Linked DNA regions of Mus musculus: region 2 is linked to region 1. The links are chromatin contacts, found by POLR2A ChIA-PET in ENCODE. All regions are on one chromosome and are shown on one strand. Each heading gives the region's core, a stretch centred on a gene start or an enhancer-like site at or near the end of the contact. The rest is flanking DNA. Distances are from core to core; before and after follow the strand shown. Region 1 holds the start of Adnp (activity-dependent neuroprotective protein). Region 2 holds the start of Pard6b (par-6 family cell polarity regulator beta).

Evidence for each region. ChIA-PET counts read pairs that join two places held with the same protein, here RNA polymerase II (POLR2A).
Region 2: POLR2A ChIA-PET joins it to region 1 with 21 read pairs in Patski. The contact joins the promoter of Pard6b here to the promoter of Adnp in region 1. POLR2A ChIA-PET finds 5 or more read pairs at or near these places in 4 of 5 experiments (Patski and embryonic stem cell).

The regions. Positions count from the first base shown.
Region 1 is chr2:168,205,094-168,208,711 of GRCm38, forward strand. Adnp (activity-dependent neuroprotective protein) reads right to left here and starts at 2,019. Exons shown (of 4, transcript NM_009628.3): 1 at 1,481-2,019. The region is part of intron 9 of Gm20716 (predicted gene 20716); the gene reads right to left.
Region 2 is chr2:168,079,410-168,083,027 of GRCm38, forward strand. Pard6b (par-6 family cell polarity regulator beta) reads left to right here and starts at 1,595. Exons shown (of 3, transcript NM_021409.2): 1 at 1,595-1,950. The coding sequence starts at 1,885. Gm39990 (a long non-coding RNA gene) reads right to left here and starts at 1,317. Exons shown (of 2, transcript XR_867010.1): 1 at 1,091-1,317; 2 at 1-351.

The DNA of each region.
Region 1 (3,618 bases), core at 769-3,268:
ACCTGATCTCCCAAGCCCGTGACTTTCAGGTTTTAAACAACCCCCTTTACCACCTAGCCTAGGAAAGAGATGTCAACACATCAAACCTTAAGGTGAAGGAATTCTTGAGAAAGGGAACCTATGACCCAAGGATGTGCACCAAGGTGACTGATCAGCAATCAAAGTCTGAGGGTGAACAGGTTTGAAAAAGTAAAAAAAGACAACTTTCCAAACGGAGAAGTGGCTTTCTTAAATAAAATCTCTCTAGCCTCACTTAATCCTTCGCCATGTTGCTGTCAGCTCACCCAGTGCAAGTCTTGCTGGACCCATTTTCCCATGGTCTGTAGAAGGCGCTGTTTAGCACATCCTGTTCTAGTTCTGGGGCCCTTCCCCCCTCTGCAGCCTTACCCAGTGCAGGGAATGCGCCCCCTACTGACTCCCACACTCAGTGCCTTTAACCGACTTGGCTGCAGTGCCTTTTGGGTGGGGGCTGGTATTTTCTCCATGACCATAAACCAGAAGCAACAATGCAGATTTATAAAGAAACTGCACAAAGCTATCCAAGAGACACCCCCCGACACACATCCCATTGTGAAGGTTCAAGATACAGGCACAAGAAGCATCAGGGATGGGAACTGGGCGTTTGGGGCTGGACAGCATTAAAATGGCTAACACAGGAAACAGTTTGGTTCTTTTTCCCTCCTAAGCCTTTGTCTGTGAAATGGGGTTATGACAAGAACTGTCCAGAGGACCTGGTGACTGGAAGAACACTGAGAAGACACTTGGGGTGTGTGGCAGGGAGTGAGACTAAAATGAGTATTAGACTTCTTGGAGAGAAGAAGAGAAGCAATCGCGCCTTTTCTAGCAGACAGGCATCCAGGTTGGGGGTAGGGTGGGGAAGGGAGGAGAAGGACAGGCAGCTCAGAGGAAAGAAGAGGCGAATAAGAGGGTGCTCAAAGAACTACTCCCCATTCATTGCATTCGAAAAAAATTCTTTCCGCGGCTTTCTGGATTTCCATTTTCTGACTGCAAAGTTGATCAGAAAGCTCTAAAGAGGGAGTGCTGACCAGGTAGCCCAGATTGAAAGCAGGGCCGGTGAGGGGCTGTGGTGGTTAGGATGGGAGGGAAACTGGCATGTTGTTGGGGAGGCAAAGACTTTCACCCTCTGCCATGCACGCTCCCCGCCCCCCAGGCCTTTCCCCCCTTTCCAAGCCTAGGGTGGGCAGACCTGGCAGAAGGCTGGTTCCGGGGACTGGGGGAGGGCGGGAGGGGATTAGTTCTGAGGACGAGAGAGCGAGCGGGGTTCGGCTGGGGGCGGGGTGGGTGCGGGAAGATGCCACTAGCCGCAAAAGCCCATGGTGGCCGGCCGGCAGCCCCGCGGGGCGGAGAAGGGGATCGGGCTGCAGGAGGGCTGCGGCCGACTGGGGTTCGAGGCGGTGTGTGCACGCCGAGCACAATGACCGCGCCCGGGATCGGCGGCGGGCAGGGCCGCGGGGCTTACCTTGGCTCGGCCTCGAGGCGTGCGCGGGGCCGGCGTGCTCTAGAGCACGGCGGCGGGTGGACGGCGGCACGGCGATGGCGGCGAGGACGCGCCCGGGGCCTCGTCGCGCTCGGGCTCCGGCTCGAGCCGCGGCCGCGGCTGCTGCCGGGGGGCGCGGCGGGCGCAGCAGAGCGGCGGGCGGCGGCGCGGGCAGTGCAGACAAAGGAGGGGCGGAGGGCGGCGGAGGGCGTGGGGCCGCGGCTTCACCGTCGCGGGCGGGCAGGCGGGCGGCGACGGCCGCGCGGCTCCTCGGCGGCGGAGACCGAGAGAGGGAGCTGTGGCTGAGGCGACGCCAAATCCCCCCCGAGCGAGCGCGGCTGGAGGGGGAGGGGGCCAAGATGGCGGCGGGCGGGCGCTCAGCTCATGGGTCCCGGCGGCGGCGGGTAGACCGGACGGGTGGCGGCGGCGGCGGCGGGCGGGGGAGGGGGCTGGTCCCGCGTCTCCCCTCAGCAGACAATACAAGCGCCTCAGAGCAAGTCCCCGAACCTGCCCTAGCCAAAATGGCGGCCGAGAAAGAGCGGAAGTGACGTAAGCGACTCATTAGCATAAGAGGACTCATTGTCCAGCTGGGGGGGGGCGGGGGCCATGGACCCCCTACTCGGCGACCCCCCCCCAAGGGAGAGCTCTTCGGTCCTCGGCTGCGGCGACACCCACTTTCCTTATGGCAGGGTGGCCCCAGCCCCCCCCAGCCTCTCCTGGGTGAGATTATATAATCCCCACTGAGGGGAGCTCTCGCGAGAACGTGGAGGCTTTGCCATTGCCCCACTAGGAGGCGCCGTGGATAATGGCCGCACTGCGCTCCTGGGTGCCTTCCTCTGACCGCAGCGCCGCCGGCGGAGGCAGAAGTAGCGGGCCGCAGCACGCCTCGACAGTCAGTCAGGTGGCTGCACTGGGGATCCCTGCGCGGGCCCATCTGGGCCTGAACTACATCTGGCAGGAGGGCGCCTGGGGCTGCCCAAGGCCCACGTGCTCAGAGTCAGCTCTCCCAAGCTGGAGGCAAAGCCAAGGGTTGAGCCTGCTGCCTCCTGCCTTTAATGAGGTGTGATGCCCTCGTGTTCCTCCCATTTTTTGAGATGACACAGCTCTGAGGCCATGTCAGCTCTTCTAGTGAACTGGTATGGGATAGACAGGGACTCAGCTTTTCACTTCTGCTGTTCCTTGGACTCAAGTCATTCCTTCAAGTCATCAGATGGCCACTTACCATTGACTCAAGGAAAAAAAAAGTGGGATTTGTAGAGTTGAGGCCATTGGATTGTCAATGGCTAAGGATGAAAACGGTCTGGCACTCACCCACAATTCTGGTATGTGACAGCACCTGCACTGTTGGCTTTGTAACTTTGGATCATCCCCAACCAACATACCATGTCAACATCAACAGCCTCGGTCCACTTTAAAGGAACAGTAGTTACCCTACCGTAGATAAGGATGGCTAAAAGCTCTACAAAGTAGCAAGTGCAGTTGTGAAGGATTGGCCACCCCTCCCCCAACATGAGGTCTCTACAAAGTTGCAAATTTTGAAAGAATCAGACTATATATACAGACAGCTCAGTGTCTAAGGGTTTGGTTGGGAAGTTGAACAAACTTCCACCTAACATTTATTTTTTGCAATTATTAGAACATATATTTAAACCCCTAATCAATAGCTCAACAATGTAAAACAAGGAATAGAAACTATTTAAAAGGAGGTGGGGCTGAGGCTAAGGCCTTTCATCAAGGAGTAGAGATGGGGAAGCACACAATGCAGAAGACAGGCAGGCTGTGTGAATTCATCTCTACTGTTCTCCTCAGACACTGGGTTTCATGCAGTGATAGCACAGGTATGAAGAACATCTGCATTGCAGCAGTGCTTCACTTTGTAGCATAAAAGGTGCTGGATTCTGACGGAGAACTTAAAAAACTGTGCATGCTTATGTCACCAGATTTAGCACAAAAATACAGCATAAAAATTGGGCAACCTTGAGCCGGGCGCAGTGGTGCATGCCTTTAATCCCAGCACTCGGGAGGCAAAGGCAGAGGCAGAGGCAGGAGGATTTCTGAGTTCGAGGCCACGAGGCCAGCCTGGTCTACAAAGTGAGTTCCAGGACAGCCAGGGCTATACA
Region 2 (3,618 bases), core at 345-2,844, 130 kb before region 1:
CTTATCTTTGAAGCTACAGGGTGTAGCCTGGAGAAGCCACAGATTCGGCTCCTCTTGTCCCCAAATACATACATGAGCGCATGACAAGAGCCTGGCTCTCCCAGGGTGAACAAACAACTGAGCAAAGCCAGGGTATCCCCGCCACTGGGTAGCTTTCATTGTACATAGAGTAACGCTGTTTCAAGTGCACGTGCACGAAGGAAAATAGAAAAGCTGAACCCCATCACAGCGGAAAGATGTTAGATTCTGTGGTCCAAGGGGAGAGTGGGCAGGAGTGAAGGCCCCTGATCAGCTAGCTCTTCAGCCCTCTGTGGGGTAGGAGGGTCGTCGAGGGAGACTTTCACTTTTCTCCTAGCACCAGCAAGACCAATGGGTAAACAAAACAGAGAGAGAGGCAGCAGCCTCAGTGTGGGGCGCTCAGAGATTAGGAATTGGTGTTGTTACCCCAGGACACAGCTCGGTCACTGGGGGAACAGAACACAGCCCAGAGGCTGGCGTTGGTGCAAACAACAAACGGGCAAGAAATTGCTCCACAGAGAGACGACTTCAGCCTCAGAGGGCGGATGGTGAGGCCCGCAGGGAGCCAGGGCCTGTGGGGACCATCGCAGGCCTCAGCTCCCTGGTCCTCTCCTGATACCCAGGGCACCCTCGGGACAGGGAAGATCTAGAGCAGTGGTTCTCAACCTTCCTAATGCTGTGACCTCGCATTCTGATGACCTCCAGCCATAAAATGATTTTCCTAGCTACTTAACTGTAATTTTGCTACTGTTATGAATCGCAATGTAAATATCTGTGTTTTAGGTCTCAGGTGACCCCGGAGGAAGAGTCGTCCTGGGGTCAAGAGCCCACAGGTTGAGAAGCGCTGATTGAGACGAAAGTGCAGTTTCCAGGCCTAGACATCCCCCCACCCCCGACCCCCAAGCTTCTCCCTCTAATGACTGCTGCAGAGGCGGGAAAACTTGAAACTCTTTCCACAATAGTTTCAGGGGGCCGCCAAGAAGCCGCAGCATGGGGGGGGGCTCAGGCCGAAGAGGGGCCCCAGATGCCCAGTCACCCCACATCATCACGGCAAGGGAACGGCTGTACACACATTCCAAGCAGGTGACTAGGGCGCGTTAAAGATACGGGCGCTCCCGACCCGACCCAGCCGGCGAAAACGCTCGCGCGCATGCGCAAAATACACACCCTCCTGAACGGCAGTCCAGGTGCGCTCGCGCTTCCGGCCGGCCTTCCCCATCGCCTTCTCGGGGCGGAAACTCTACAGCCGGCGCATGCGTCCTACTGCTCCCCCGGCTCAATCCAGAGAGGCCCCAGAGCTTCAGGTGATCCCGCCCCTCCCTCGCAAGGCAGGACCAATCGCGAGGGCTGTGGGCGGGGCTTCCCAACCACGAGGCCCGCCCACGGGCCGCGCGAGCCCCGCAGGCTGCGTGCCGATTGGCTGACGCCGCGGGCGCAGGTGCGCGCTTCCCATTGGGTGTGGGCGGAGCGCAAGCCGCGCGCCGAAGCTGCAGGTGAGCGCGCGCACGTGCCGCGGCCGCGGCCCAGCTCGGTGCACGAGCGCGCGGGCGCGCGTCCGCGGGGGAGGCAGCGGATAAGGGAGGCTGCGGCGGCTGTAGGGCTGTGCTCCGCCCTCTCCTCACCGCCGCGGCCGCCGCCGCCCCCGAGCCTCGCTGGGAGGGACCGGTGTCCCCGCCTGCTGCACTGGCAGTCCGACCCTCAGGCCGCCGCGGAGCAGCCGGCACTGCGCTGCGGGGAGGACCTCAGCAGGTGCCGTGACGAGGCGCCGTGCGGCGCTTCGAGTCCCGAGCCCGCGCTCCGCGGCCCCGCCGCCCGCGCTCCCGAGGGCCGGCCCCCGACGAGGCCGCCGGCGGCCGGGCACTCAGCATGAACCGCGGCCACCGGCACGGGGCGAGCAGCGGCTGCCTGGGCACCATGGAGGTGAAGAGCAAGGTGCGCGGCCGGGCGGGGCAACGGGGGCGAGGGCCGGTGGGATGGTCGACGCGGGGCTGCCCCGTGAGGACGCAGAGTGGCGGGATGGTGGACCTCGGCTGCCCCTGTGGGAACGCGGGCGGAGGGCGAGCTGCTGGCCGAAGCACGTAGGAGAGAAACTTGGTGGAGCGCGGCGATGTGAGGCGTTTGCGTCTGCTCCGCAGCACAGCCCCTGTTTTCTATCCTTCATATTCCCGCCTTGCTTTTAGGGTGGGATGAGGATCGCTCCAGTGCAAGGTGATGGGATAACTTTGGGGGATCCCTTCACCCCGGGCACGAGCCAGAGGCTTTCGGAACACCTTGTTGTCTTCTCGTATAACCTTTTATTGGGGCTCGGGGGTACATCGAGTGGAGGAGAGCTCTTTTTCCAGCCCTAACTTTGGTATGCGTCTAATCTATGAAATTAGCGCTATCGCCTTACTCTGGTGCTGCGCTTGACAATTTGAGACGCTGCTGTTTTCATTCCGACTCTTCATTCGGAATGCTTTCCCCCTTGGCGGATCTGCCAGTCTTCTGTTAGTGACTTCAGTGTCGGTGGGATTCCTCAATCCCAAGGCCGGGTGAGCAGAGTAGCCCGTGGGGATTAGCTGGAGAATGCCGTCTTCCAAAAGGGGCTTTTCAGATGGAATCTGAAGGTGATCCGTAGCCACCGGAACATGTCGCCAAGCTTCTCCTGACTTTGAACGGCCAGGAGGGGCAGGATTATGTAGCCTGGTTCTCGGAGAGTTCTGAAATGATAAGAAACCCTGCTTTTAAAGGGTGTGACTTCCCCCAAACTCGGCTGTAGGACCAGGTCTTGCCGATGGCTTTTTACTGAGCAACTTGTAAAACGGTGGTAGAGGGCATTGCTGACCGTGAGAATTTAGAGCAAAATTGTGGCTAGACACACAGAAGGAGCGGTGTATCGAACACCCACTGCAAAAATAAGAAGCGTGGTGGTTAAGGGACCCCTGGGGGAATGTCGGTCCGGGAAGTGGGGTGAGTGAGGAAAGCTACCTGGAGCCTTTGTGGTTCCTGGGCTTGAGAGCAAAGTTCTGTAACTAAGAATCACAGATCTACATTTGCTTTTAATTTGGGGGGATTTTTGTTTGTTTGTTTTCTTTTTGTTTTTTTGCTTTGTTGTTTTGTTTGTAATCTCCTCTAACTATTGAGACTAGAACTAGAGAGTGCCAGACACAGTCTTAATGGAGGAGTGGGAGGAATTTATATATCAGATAGGAACTAGATTGAAACACAGGTCTGTGTAATAATAACAGGACTGTTGGTGTTAGAGAGATGGCACTGCATTTATGAATGTACGCTGCTCTTGCAGGACACCCAAGCTCAGTTCGCCGCACCCCTGCCGAGCAACACACACCTGTAACTTTCTTTAAATTTACTATTTTACATGTATAAATGCCTGCCTGTATGTCTGTGTACCACCTGAATGCCTGGTGCTCTAGGAAGCCAGAATCCCAGAGGGAGTCAAGTCGGATCCCCTGGACCTGAAGTTAAAATAGTGAGCTACCTTGTGGGCGCTGACCCAAACCCAGAGCCTCTGAGTGAGCTGTGTTGCATTTAACCACCGAGCCTTCTCTCCAGTTCCAGAACATCTGGTGCTCTGGCTTCCCATGGCACCGACACATGGCA